2 separate regions of the Mus musculus genome follow, and region 2 is linked to region 1. A link is a loop called in an ENCODE intact Hi-C map of the cell type or tissue named here. Cell type or tissue: left cerebral cortex. All regions are shown on one strand. Links, peaks and the distances in the headings refer to the core of each region. The heading gives the core; the rest is flanking DNA.

Evidence for each region. Hi-C counts contacts between places; a loop is a spot of excess contacts. Peaks named below come from ENCODE experiments on the same cell type or tissue, not always from the same donor. Only the 100,000 strongest peaks of a DNase experiment are listed, where the experiment ranks them.
Region 2: a loop joins it to region 1, with 2.4 times the contacts of the local background. A loop is called at or near these places in 4 of 42 quality-filtered maps.

Annotation. Positions count from the first base shown.
Region 1 is chr19:18,972,867-18,980,677 of GRCm38, reverse strand. Rorb (RAR-related orphan receptor beta) reads left to right here. Exons shown (of 10, transcript NM_001043354.2): 4 at 2,696-3,097. Among named protein-coding and RNA genes, the nearest start is that of Rorb, 130 kb to the left of the region's middle. In left cerebral cortex, for the core only: a CTCF peak has its summit at 5,462 (motif pointing left); DNase peaks (open chromatin) are centred at 2,833 and 5,458; H3K27ac peaks cover 1,314 bases.
Region 2 is chr19:19,105,972-19,110,971 of GRCm38, reverse strand. Rorb (RAR-related orphan receptor beta) reads left to right here. Exons shown (of 10, transcript NM_001043354.2): 1 at 1-420. The coding sequence starts at 414. Among named protein-coding and RNA genes, the nearest start is that of Rorb, 2.7 kb to the left of the region's middle. In left cerebral cortex, for the core only: no CTCF peak of the experiment used is centred there; DNase peaks (open chromatin) are centred at 428, 1,340, 1,993 and 2,929; H3K4me3 peaks cover 4,522 bases; H3K27ac peaks cover 4,151 bases.

The sequences.
Region 1 (7,811 bases), core at 2,812-7,811:
AGTGGAGCTTTGAATACATCAATGTGTCTGCAGAGAGTAGCCAGGAAATATTTCTGTGTCAGAAAGTTCAGTAGGTGTGTTTTCTTGGTGTGCTATACATTTCTCCCTCCAGGTATATTGTGAGCTTTATTGCGGGAGAGGACATAAAACTGAAACACCTTTCAGAAATAAATGGAAAACTCATCCTAGTCATTGTCTATAAAGCGTTTGATTTAAGCCCAAGCCGGAGAATTCCAAAATGTAGTCACTTTAAGATGCTTAATTCTAGATATTCCAATTGCTCAGTCACCTGACAAGTCAACCTTGTACAAAAGATGTACATTTTTCTGTTACGTCTTCAGATGATTACAGCAGAGCCCTTGGCAATGTGCTTTTCCAACATCGTTAGCTCTAATTACAAGGCCTATGGTTAACAGCACATGTCTGCATGCTTTGGCAGCAGGTCAGCCTGTGACCCTGCTGATAGTCGATGGCCTTGCCCTGGTGATGGAAGAGGCCTGAATCAGCTTCATACAGCCTATTGTTCGGCAATCTAGTGCAGGCATGCCCTTCCCATGGTGAGGCGCCCAATCAAATGGGCCCCTTTTAAGTTTCTGCTTGTATAACATTTGTCAATAACCCACTGACCTAGACAGGTCATGTGACTGGAAGTCCAGGTTTGGGCAGCATGCCTGCACAGAATGAAAAGGAATTGGGAATAGACATGGAGAAGGACATAAAAGGATGCAGGTAAAAGGAATTGGGGTCATTAATACAATCCCCCTGCCTCAAAACACATAGAAGTCTAAAGTGAGGATTGAATGGCAAGTATAGTTTAAAGGCAGTCTGATCCCATGAAAAACTCTGGATTTTTTAATTCCTATGATTTAAACCAGTAAATGCACACTAGTCTATAAATCACTATGTTTTAATCTCATGCAGTAGTTCTTGAGTTGGTAAGGCCATGGCTGTCATAAGGACCATCTGAGCTGACACAGAGGCTAAAGAGCTAAAGTCACAAATATAGAAGAGGCGCATCACTGCTTTCTTGGGATGCAGTCCTCCTGAGCCAATGGTTAACATTCTCTAATTTTCCTGATTTAAAAAAAAAAAAGTCTTTCCCTCTCAGAGAACAATATGCAAACTATTTAGAATGGCATAATATGAAAGTACAAGAAAAAGCTGTCCCAACCATTCTGTAGAATTCTGCCCATGGCCAAATAGAAATACCACTGTACTCCGTGAATGAATGCTAATAAGAGCCCCGTGTCTACATAGCAAGGTAAACAAGACAACCTAATCCAATTCAAGACCAAATAAAAGGACAACTGAGAGAGAAAAGGGAGAGTTTGTTAGTAGTTAATTAGATTGTTTCTCTTCATTGAGAAAAAAAATTACTAAATAATTACTGCTTCTTCCTACTTAGGCAGCACTGGAAAGCCAGGCTATAGGGATGAGCATCTATCTCCAAGACTACCACAGTCCCCACTGTTCGTAAGATGATTTGAACCTGGCAGCCCAGCACTCAGGTTGCCCAGATGCTAAAAGAGGGGAGTGGACAGCCCATACAAAAAGAGTCACTATCCAAACAGTTCAGGAAGTTTCCTCTCTACACATAAAGAAGCAGCACATGGGGGTTACTCCCCTGTGGAACCCCTTCCTCGCTTCCCCACAAATGCCTGGGGATTTTGCAAGAGATGGAGGGGGGAGGAAGCTATGCTTCAGCTGCAAGGATGGGGAAGAGGAGGAAAGTCGCTCCCGCTTGCTTGCTTGCCTTGAGCTCATGTGAATGCCATCTTCCAAAGGTTCTTCCCATTTGCACCACAATCTAGATGCCAGCAAGTGATGCTATTTTTATAGCCCCTGCATCCTTGTTCGTACCCAATAAATCATATCCCAACCTGAAACAACAGGTTCCTCCCCGAGGACCTCGAAATCCTAATGCTAAGGGGAAATGTCAATACTGATATGGGGGTCATTTTAATAGCAGGAACCCTTTGCTAGTGTGCAGAGATTTGCTGTTTTGTCTCTGTATGTGCTAGTCACAAAGGAATTGGAGGGTGAGAGTTACATCTTCCAGTTCATGACTGTGACAAATAATTCGCATTTTTACATTTCTTCCTAGCTTATTTCTTCCTAGCTTACTGTCACTGTTTAGATAGTGAGTGTCCTCTATAGGTCCATATTTTAACATATATTAAGGATGTGGTCCCCAGTTTGGCACCGTTGAGAGGTTGTGGAGCCTTTAGAGCATGGTGCCTAGAGAGAGGCCTTAGGTCATTGGCGAGTGCAACTCTGAAAGAAACACTGAGACCTATGCTCTTTCTCTTCCTCTTCCTCTCTGTCACCTGCTTGGGGTTGAATCGCTCTGTCTCACATTCCAAACATAGTATCCTGATGTGCCACCATCACAAAAGCCGTTAATACTGTGAGCCAAACTTAACCTTTTCTACTTTTAAGTTGATCATCTCAGATATTTGTTACAGTGGTAGAAAGCTGGACAACACACAGGTTTCATCATTGTGATGCAAACCAACACACTCTCCAAACATAATCTTTCCCCTTAATGTGAAATGCAGATGAGTAGAACTTCTGACTGGCAGCCATAGGGATTTGTCTCTATGATACCGAAGAGACAACCGTGCATGTCTCAGACTGAAGTGACTAAATAGGATGGTAACCACACTTCTGTCTTTTGCTCTTCTTTCCGTCCCAGCTGTAAAGTTCGGGAGGATGTCCAAGAAGCAGCGGGACAGCCTGTATGCTGAGGTGCAGAAGCATCAGCAAAGGCTGCAGGAGCAGCGGCAGCAGCAGAGTGGGGAGGCGGAGGCCCTCGCCAGGGTGTACAGCAGCAGCATTAGCAATGGCCTCAGCAACCTGAACACCGAGACCGGCGGCACATACGCCAACGGGCACGTCATTGACCTGCCCAAGTCCGAAGGTTATTACAGCATAGATTCCGGTCAGCCGTCTCCCGATCAGTCAGGACTGGACATGACTGGGATCAAACAGATAAAGCAAGAACCTATCTATGACCTCACATCTGTACCCAACTTGTTTACCTATAGCTCTTTCAACAACGGGCAGTTAGCTCCCGGGATAACAATGTCTGAGATCGGTAAGTCCGAGTCTTCCCCAAGTTTCATTTCTGGAATTTCTCCATTGACGGTGTCTTAGTCCTACTTAGGGAAGTCGTTTTTCACAGCCCTAGATTAAATTGCATGCATACCTGGTTTCTACTGAGAAGATAACATTGGTTTAAAATATACTCTCACAATTATCACTAGCCCCTTGCCCTATAAAAGTTGTTATGAGTGAAGGAAGATGGAAGGAATTGAAAGATGCTATTAGGGATGAATGGATGCTGTTGGGTGAATGTGGATTCTTACTGAAGAAAAAACGTTGATGGGAGCAAGAAAATGTTCTAATTATCCAAAGTAATGTTACTGAAAGGGAAGTGGACACAATATGGAGTAATACAATGAATGATTCTCAAAGATTGCAGGGACTACACCGTAAGTGCAAGTATCCCAGCTTTCTTCTCTGTAAAGGTATAGCAGGCAGACCAGACCATCGCTATGGATTTGAGGAATCTAAATTGAAGAATTTGACATGAGCGAGATATTCTGGGGAGAATGCTCACACACAAGTACTTGAGTTTAATTCTCAGAATCCATATTTTTAAAAGCGTAGTACCCCACATATAATCTCAATACTAAGGAGGTAGACACAGGCAGACCCCTGGACTTCTTGGCCAACCAGCCTAGACTACTTGAGCTCCAGAACAGAGATCGAGCCTGTCTCAAAGTAACAAAGTAGATAAGTCCTGAGAAACAACAGCCAAGTTTATCTCACATACATGTATAGACATATGTAAGCATACACATATGTGCATGTACCCACACAAATTCTGTATGGGATTCTGGACCACCACAACAAAGACTATGATCTTGGCAATACAGAGTAACAAGTTAGTCCCTGACATTTCCCATTATGACGATGACTTTTGACTTCTTAGTGTACAGTGTCAGGGTGCCCCATCTCAGGCTAACCCTCTTCTGACATTGTAATATTTTTTGTCTTTTTAACTCAACAGTCTAGTGAATGCTCAGTGGGTTGATCTAATGAACTGCCACAAAGATAAGAACAGATTTTTTAGGGTACTTCCCTCCCTGACAACAGAGCTCCATGTGCACCTTGCCACAAAGAAGCTAGATTAAAACCAGAAGTGACTGCCTCCAGGCTAGGAGGCAGGCACCTGAGTTCCAATCCTGGCTCCGTAGTTTGCAGTGTTAAGTAGAGCAAGTCCTTTGACCCCAGATCTCTAATCTTTGAAAGGGATAAAGCAGTTTCAGGTCACGGGGATCTCATAAAAAAGACAACACCAGACAAGTTCCCACTAAGCCTCTGCTACTGTGCGTAGTGACCATCAAATAAGTGACAAGAGCCCACAAGTGTTTTCACTTTACTTCTGGTGAACATATAATGAAATGTTGGCTGTTCTGGGAGCTTATAACATGCATTTGCGGAAGAAATAATGTCACACAACGATAAACCTGAGATGTGACGTCTCTGTTTCAGTGGTGTCTTGTGTGGTAGAAAGTTAAGCTATTGATGTCCCAACCAAAAGACACCAATAGCTGGACTCAGACTAGTCCACTATATTGTCATCCTTATTATATTGAAGATACGTTGTAAAATTTCATTTTCACAAAAGTCTTAAAAGAAAAAAAAAAACCTCCTGTTTCAATGCAAAAACAGAACCCCAAAGGCAATTCACTGCTTCTCAAGAAACCTGTGGTAACTTCCTGACAGAACTCAGGATCTACTTCAGTAAGTCTAGTTCCAGGGTCTTGTGGCTCATCCATTTACCTGCTACTTATTCATTCACAACTCCTAGAAATGGCCTTTGTGTGAAGGGGGCCTCTAAACTTTCAAGAAAGGTATGTCAAACCAAATAACATACTATCTACTACTCAAGCTCTTGAGTGCAGTATTGTATTGGACCATATTTAGTCCCTGTGAAAGGGAAACCTGGAATTGACCAAGCAATCTTTGCCCTCATACATAAAAAAAAAAAAAAAAAAAAAAAAAAAAAAAAAAAATCTATCACGGTTTATTTATGACTTATCATCAATAGAGATTATGATAAGAAAAATACAGCCCAAACCACTGTCTGTGAGTTCCTGTGAGCCATCGCTTTCCCTGTCTGGCCCTCAGCCTATTTTCCTAGGAGCTGAGAGAAGAGACCTGGATAGTCTCAGGTTTTATCATGGCTTCCTGCAGAGGCACTGCCTCCCAAAGAGGACTTTTCATAATTATTTCAAGACATCAGTAGTCTTTACAGATCTCTCCATGTGCTCTAAATTTTCATCAGACTTGAAGAGTGAAATTAGAATTGTCCTGTGAGTACTCTCAAATGCAACAGACTCTTAAACCTAAATAGTGGCTCTGTTCATATTTTGCTAAAACAGCAATGCCACCTAGTGGACACAAACCCATTCCATGTGTATGGCTCTAAGTGTTATGTGATTACATGACACAGTAGGGTGGTGGATGCCTCCCCTTGCCTTAATGAACTATCTAAAACTTGCCGTTTGTGTCGCTGAAACACTAAGTCCATAACAGCATCATTATGGGAGAGGTGTCAGAGAGTGCTTATGGGCTCTGGTTCACAGTCAAGCTGCAACCTTTTATCTTGGGCAAGTAACCTGACAGCTATGAGTCTCGGCATTAAACCTGGACCAGTAATAGTCACTGTGCTTATGCATATATACTGTCCAAATGGATAACTGAGCTGATATTTATAACTTCTGTTGATATTACTTGCCATGCTCAAGAAATCACTGTAACAATATGATTGACATTGTAATTATTACATGATAAGATCCCTAGCTGTTATAGACAATATAATCACCTTTTACCATTGTACTAAATGATACTCTACCTTTTAATTTTAATAGCACACTAGTGGATAAAAGATGCTCTAGGTATCTTTTGTATACCTATTTTACAGGAAATATATATATATATATATATATATTGAGGCTTAGAGGTCACAGTCTCACAAACACCAAAGAAGAAATTTGAGCGCAGGTCTAAGAAATCGGAAGCCAGTTTTTTAGACATGAGTATGTGTATTTTCTCCTGGAAACACTGAGGACACTCAGAAGCTCATTCTCATTACTACACAAAAGCATGTTTGGCCCTTGGTGCCTAACATCGTTCTAGGTGACACTAAATAAAGTTCACAGAGTTTTCTGTGGACGTTTTGTCTTTATTTGATCATTAGGCATCAGAGTGACTCTTCTGCTGGCATGCTGGCATTTGAAAATTCCTGTACAGACAAAAGAGAAAAATCTGGGCTTAGCAACATTTTCAATAACGAACTCAAGACTCTGGCACACTAAGAAATTTGTGAGCACCACATTTGGCCACTGATTCTGACTGCCTCCTCTGGTTTCTGAGAGGGTAAAGAACATGCAGTCCTGCCACCATGCTGAGCTCAGTCCTTATGAGAAGATCTTTCTTCTGAAGCAAGGTTTGGATTAGCCTGTGCTCAACCAGTCCTCGCATCCTTGAAATGTTTAATTAAAATTGATTTGTGGACTGCAACATAACAGTCCGAACAACTATGTATAAATCACCAAGTCAATTATTATAACTGTTACTAAAGTCAGAAATAAGCCCAAAGCAAGTCCACCCTTCTCCAAGGGGTCAAGAAAACCCACACTTCCTGGAATAAGGATCCTGGTGCTAATAGTTTCTGTTTAGAGGAAAATGGAAACATCTTTCACGTGTATCAGTCAGCAAGAGATTTACCTCCTGCTTCAGATCAACCATGAAGAAGCTTCTAGATAGGTTAAAGGTGAGAAATGGGAGTTTGTTCCCTAAGACACAGAGTGAGTCAACCCAGTAAAGATCAACTCTAACTTAAGCAACTTGTTTTACTACCATAGACTTCCATGCATGCTTTGAAGGATTTCTTTTTGCAATATTCCAGCCACTAAATCAGCAAACTGCAGCTTCTATCCTTACCATCTAAGTGACAGCGGTCAAGAGAAGTAGTTACAATTAGAATAGAATAGACTGGCTATCAGTAGTGACGCACCAGCCTAGCGTGCATAAGACCCTTAGATAGATCCCCAGCATGCTAAACTAAGTAAATTAATTTTTAAAACTGTCATAGAACCTAAGTCCTAGGTGATCCTGGATATGAAGTTCTGGGAGCTGGCGCGTATCAGCTACTCAAGACCCCTTCTTATCAGGGAAACTTTTTTATTCCCAGAATCTTGAGGCTGGAAAGCAAAACACAGTTAAGAGAACAGAAACAGCAAAGAATATTTCAGAAATATATCCCTGGGCTTTTCAGAATCCCAAGAGAAAAAGAAGTCATGAAATAAGAAGAAACTGGAAGTCAACCGCAAATTAATATTTAGGCCTTAGTATTGACAGGCCTTGGCTGAAAATTTACTTCGAGCTAGCATGATGGATGTGTTATGTCTCTGGGAATAAAATTTTGCGTGGTTGGTGATAGAGAAGGGAAGCTAGGCAGAGGATTCTCAGAAAGTGAGCAGGAAAGAAAATGGAACCATTGGCTTTTGCTTTCCATCAGAGCTCTCTGATACTCTGGGGATGCCACAAGATTATATTCTCAGTAAAGCTCATTTAAGCTGAAGGATGATTGACAAGGTATCTAGAAAGTTCCAGAAAAGAAAGTTCAAGGAGGCAGACAATATTTTTAAAAGGAGAGAGAAAATTAATATATACACATGCATATATATGAATATATATGTATATCCATCCTTAAATTAGCTGTAATGCTAAGCAGG
Region 2 (5,000 bases), core at 1-5,000, 130 kb before region 1:
CCTCCTCCTCCTCAGTCTAAGTGATCACAAAAGAAATCTCCGAGCCCCGAGGCGGTGGCATTTTTTTTTTTTAAAGCAAGCACATTGGAGAGAAAGAAAAAAAGAAACAAACAAACAAACAAAAGCAAAACAAAACCCAGGCACCAGCAGCTAGGACATTTTTTTTCCACTCTGCCTGAAAACAAACAAACAGCCATCAGAAACAGTCATCAGCAACAGCATCAAAACTGTTAGCTTAGCGGCGGCGGCCACCGTCACCCTGTGGCCACGACATCTGCCTAAAGGGATGCTTCTCTCAGCGGAGCAGCTCTTCGCCGACCGCCTTCTTCCCTCGTGCTGAGCGGAATTTTTGGGTTCTCTGGGGTTCGGGCTGGGAGCTTCATGACTACGCGGAGCAGGACAGCGGCCACATCATGCGAGGTAAGCGAGCCCGCGGGCGGGCGCCCAGAGCAGGACAACTCTAGCTAGACCGGGAGCTTTGGGGGAGGGGAGAGCTCTCGGCCCAAGGGAAGAGAGATTGGCTACTCGAGGCTCCCCGAGTTCGGTTCGCAGGTGGGACTGCAAATGGCCTGGGCTTGGAAAGTTGTGGGAAGGTGTGGAAGGCTCGGGGATTTTGGCAGGACGCTGAAGGGCGCATTTTTTGGAGACCAGGACAGTGCTAATCGCGCCTCCCAGTTCTGGATTTGAATCTTTTCTGCGCGTCGCTCTCCGGTGCGCCACAGGACACGGGATAGAGAGCAGGAAGTCGGGTGACTTTGGGTAGAAGAGGCTGGCAGCTCGCATCCCGCCGTGGTCGCTAGCCATAGGTGAACTCCCTGGCATAAGTGGGGATCACACTGGCCCAGGCTGCCAGATGCAGGAGCAGTCTATAAGCGCGTCTCTTTCTAGAAATAGTAAACACGGTATGCTCCCGAGAACCGGGAAGCAGATGCTTACGTCTGGACCTTCCTTGGGTCCCCTCTTCCCCGTTCTGCTTCACTCTGGATAGGCCGACCCCCCTCTCGCCCTAACACTCCCCCCCCCAAAAAAAAAGTTGGTAGGAGAAAGTTCTGGAGAGTGAAGGCCATACTACTCACATCGGAGAAAACAGGGTCTCAAGCTCTTTTGTGGGATAAAGGACCAAAATAGAAGCTAATACTAAGTGCACCTTCTGGATAGAACCACCACTGTCAATGTTGGTGCTATCTCAGGGACAAGTGGCCCTCAGGGAAGACAGAGCTCAGTCTCCTGCTCTGACTCCAAAACTGGGAGCTACCTGAGCAGCTGGCCAGAGGGCATGAGGAGTCAGTTTGTAGATCTCAGTGGTACAAGTTTCTTGCTTTCTCACTTTACAGTGGGGCACAATTTCTTCTTTTCTTAAAGAGGCCACCACCGGGTGCCCTCCTAACTTGGACATCTGAGTATGTCTGGACACCCAGCCCCTAAATCCAAGCTTCTCTTCTTTGATGTATTGCGTTCCTATGGTGGCTTTTCTCTCTGATTCACAAGTTCCTCCGGAGCAAAAATAAGCAAGCGACAGTCAACTCTGAACCTTCTTGCATCTTGGACGGAAGTGCTTTTGAGCAGGACACTGTTTAGAACAGGGCCCAAAAATACCCATCTCCATCTACCGGGCTGCCTACTCTGGTGCACTTAGGGAGGAGTGGGCATGACCCTCACCCTGGTCGTTATTGAGGAGCCCTAGGCCTGTCTTGACCTTGAAAGCACAGCGTGAGCCCTGGTGTTTGTAGAACAAGGCAGGACAAAAAAGGATGGAGAAAAGCTGATCATTACCCATGGGGATGGAGGAATAAGTCTCTAGATAAAGGACAAAGGTGTCTGGGTGAGTGTCTTGATTGACCTGCGAGCACTGGAAGTTAGAATCTCTGTGTGCTTGTGCACAGTGACAACAGCTGATTGTCCCAGTCACGGGATCGTCACATGCTCCACTATCCAGATTCTTTCCAGAAACTGTAGTACAGAAACTGGTGGGCAGAGCGCCTTTCCTTAGCGAGAACTTGGATTTTCTTGTTTCTCTTTTTCTGACTCACCTCAGGATCTCACACACTTTCCTTTCCTTTCGGTTTCCTTCACTTCCATCTGAAGCTGCCAGTTAGCAGTTTGACTTTTTCTTCTCCCCCACCCTCCAGCAATACCCCTCCCATGACTAAGTTCAAGCTATCTGAGGGTCAGAAGCCACGTGCCACAGCAGTTGGTCCCCTGCACTAAAGGCTGGAGCTGCTTAAGCTCTTAAGCTACAGTGTCAAGCAGAGCGCAGCTTCCCAGCGCTTCACCTTGATCTTGCTGTTCCTGTGGCTTTACTGCCGGTCTCCCCTTAGAGACACCTGGCTGCAGCCAGCTTGAAGGATTTAAGACAAGGACTAGTGCCCTGTTTATATTAAATTAGATATTCACATGAACCCACATCTTTGTCTCAGAGAACACCAAGCTCACCAGACTGCCCAGGACAGTTCACCAGCTCTAACCCAAGATGACTCTCCGGAGGTGACTGGAGGAAACTACTGGTAGAGAAGTCATTGGTCTCTAGCCCTTTGCCTCTCCTCTCCTGACCTCACACTGTCCCATTCGCTTTCTCTGCAGTCAAAGAATTATCCTATCCCAACCTAAGTGGCTGGCTGTTCCTTAAAGATGAAATAAGAAGTCCCTTCAAGGTTCAGTGGCCGGTATTCCACAGGGAAAGGATATAGGGTGCAAGAAGAGCCAAGCTATCCAGAAGTCATCTAATAGTTGAACTTGAACTTCAATTAAGAGGTGGTGGGGGTGGGGAGCATCAAATTCTCTATCCCTTTGTGCGGGGGCTGTTAAGCTGAGCATATTGGAACTGATTCTGCTAGGGGAGGAGCTGGTATTAAACTTGGCTTTGCCCTTTGCTTGTAAGCATGTCATCTACTCCATACACCATGCCCTGCCCTGCCATTTCTCACACTGTCTCCACTTCCATGTGGTCCTGTCAGAACTTTGGCTCCGACGTTTGCTTCTGGCAATGGCAACTGTCCTAAGTCAGGTCAACTTGCCAGACACAAACCGTGTCTAGGATTGAGCAGTCTCCCTGTGGACTAATCCAACAAACTACCCCCAGGACAGACTATGCCACCCAATAATGCCTCTGCTTGGGGTATTTGAGAGACTATTTCTGGGGAAGCTCTAGGGTAAAAGGGATGTTAAGAAGCTCTGATACTTGGGTTCATTGCTCCGTCCTGAAGCTGAATCTTCCTAGAGAAGATCCAAGTTTCAGCCACAGCCCCTCTCCACTAAAGTGGGGGAGGCTGCAGCTTGCTGACCCACAAAACTTTGCTTCCTTTGTCTGGCATGTGAGTGTGTGTGTGTGTGTGTGTGTGTGTGTGTGTGTGTGTGTGTGTGTGTGTGTGTAGAGGGGTGGTCCTTTGGAGTTTTAAGGATGCTTCTTCTCTTGCTTCCTAAAAGGAAACAGCTGGAAAGGGAAAAAGTAGGTAGGAGAGGAGTAAGCCAGCCCGGTATGGTTTTTCAAGGCTCCCTGTTGAGTAGTCTGTCTTGTTTATTACAAAGGAAACATAAATGGTGGCTTTTCTCTCTGGTGTCTGCATAAAATCCCACTTTTCCAAACAGGAGCACTGTTGCCTTTGCAATCAGTAGGTGACTGCAGCTTGGGAGGATTTATCTCTGGTTTTATTCTTGTGGTAAATAAGGAGAAATGATGGCTTTTAAAACAAAACAAAACAAAACAAAAAGTCTGCATTCTGTCATTTACAGGTAGTACATTTCTGTTGCCTACTAAAGTTAAAAAAATAAAAAATAAAAAAAAAATCAGCTTGCTCTCTGAGATGTAGCCACCCTTGGAAGTAAAGAGATCTGAATATCCCTGGATTTTTTTTTTCTTAAATAAAGTTGTTGCTCTAAATTTTCTCTGCAAGTTCCAATTAAATTATTTAAGTCAAATATTTCCAACCAATAGTTCACCTTACACACACACACACACAAATTGAATGCTTGCTGAAAGGATGTCTCTGTCAGCACTCCGTTAATTTCTGCCCACTCAGAAATCACCAATGAACTGTCTTTCTAACAAGAAAATTCATTCAACAGCTTAAAGAAAAATCGTAAAACTGTGTCTCAAGTACTGTGGGAAAATATATAGCCAAAAAAATTTCCCAAATATTCTCCTAAATGGCTATTAGAACCTCCACCCACCTTGCTCCTCCCTCGACAGCCGTGGTAAATTGTTAACTATTACGAAACAGACATCTTAGAGCTGAAGGTTAGGCATGGGTCCACTGTAGCTTTTATATAAAAAAAAAATCAGTAAATGTAATGATGAGAATTTTGAGTATCAGACTTCATAAACAAGAGTCAAAAGATTAAAACTCCTTTGTCTGCGTCCACCTAAAACTTGGAAATCCTTGCACTTTCTATAAATGACAATAACTTCTGAACATTAGAGAGCCCTTTAAGGTGGTCTATTCTATCACTGTCAAAGTGGTTTTATGTTATGGTTTAACATAAATTACTCATCATGTTATACTCTTAACCAAATATAAATATTGGTTTAATATTTATTCACCTTGGTATTTTGTCAAAGGCCAAATTATTTAAAAGCCTCAAAAATTACCCATAATTGAATTTACACAGATTATACTTTAAATATAAGTGTTTCCAATTGACACAATATAATTTTAGAATAAAAAGGTATCAAAGCACAAAGAAATTATAGAAAAAAAAAGAATTGGTCCTCCTTTTATCAAAAGCTTGTAAAAAAAAAAACTTGTTTTTCTAAAAGTAACAGGACAGTGTTTAATACAGGTGAGTTTCCAACATAAAATGACAAATAAGTGTTTTAAGACTTGACTTCTCATTTTATAAGCCTGTGTTCCCCATTTAGGAAGAGAAAATGGCCTGTAGAGCTTTTACGCTTCTGACTACAGTAGTGCTTAGATATGCAAGTGTGACTCACAGCACACTAATTAATTTACTTACACTAATAAAGTACCTCTAATTTAAGATGAACATTGCAGCTTTGAGAAATA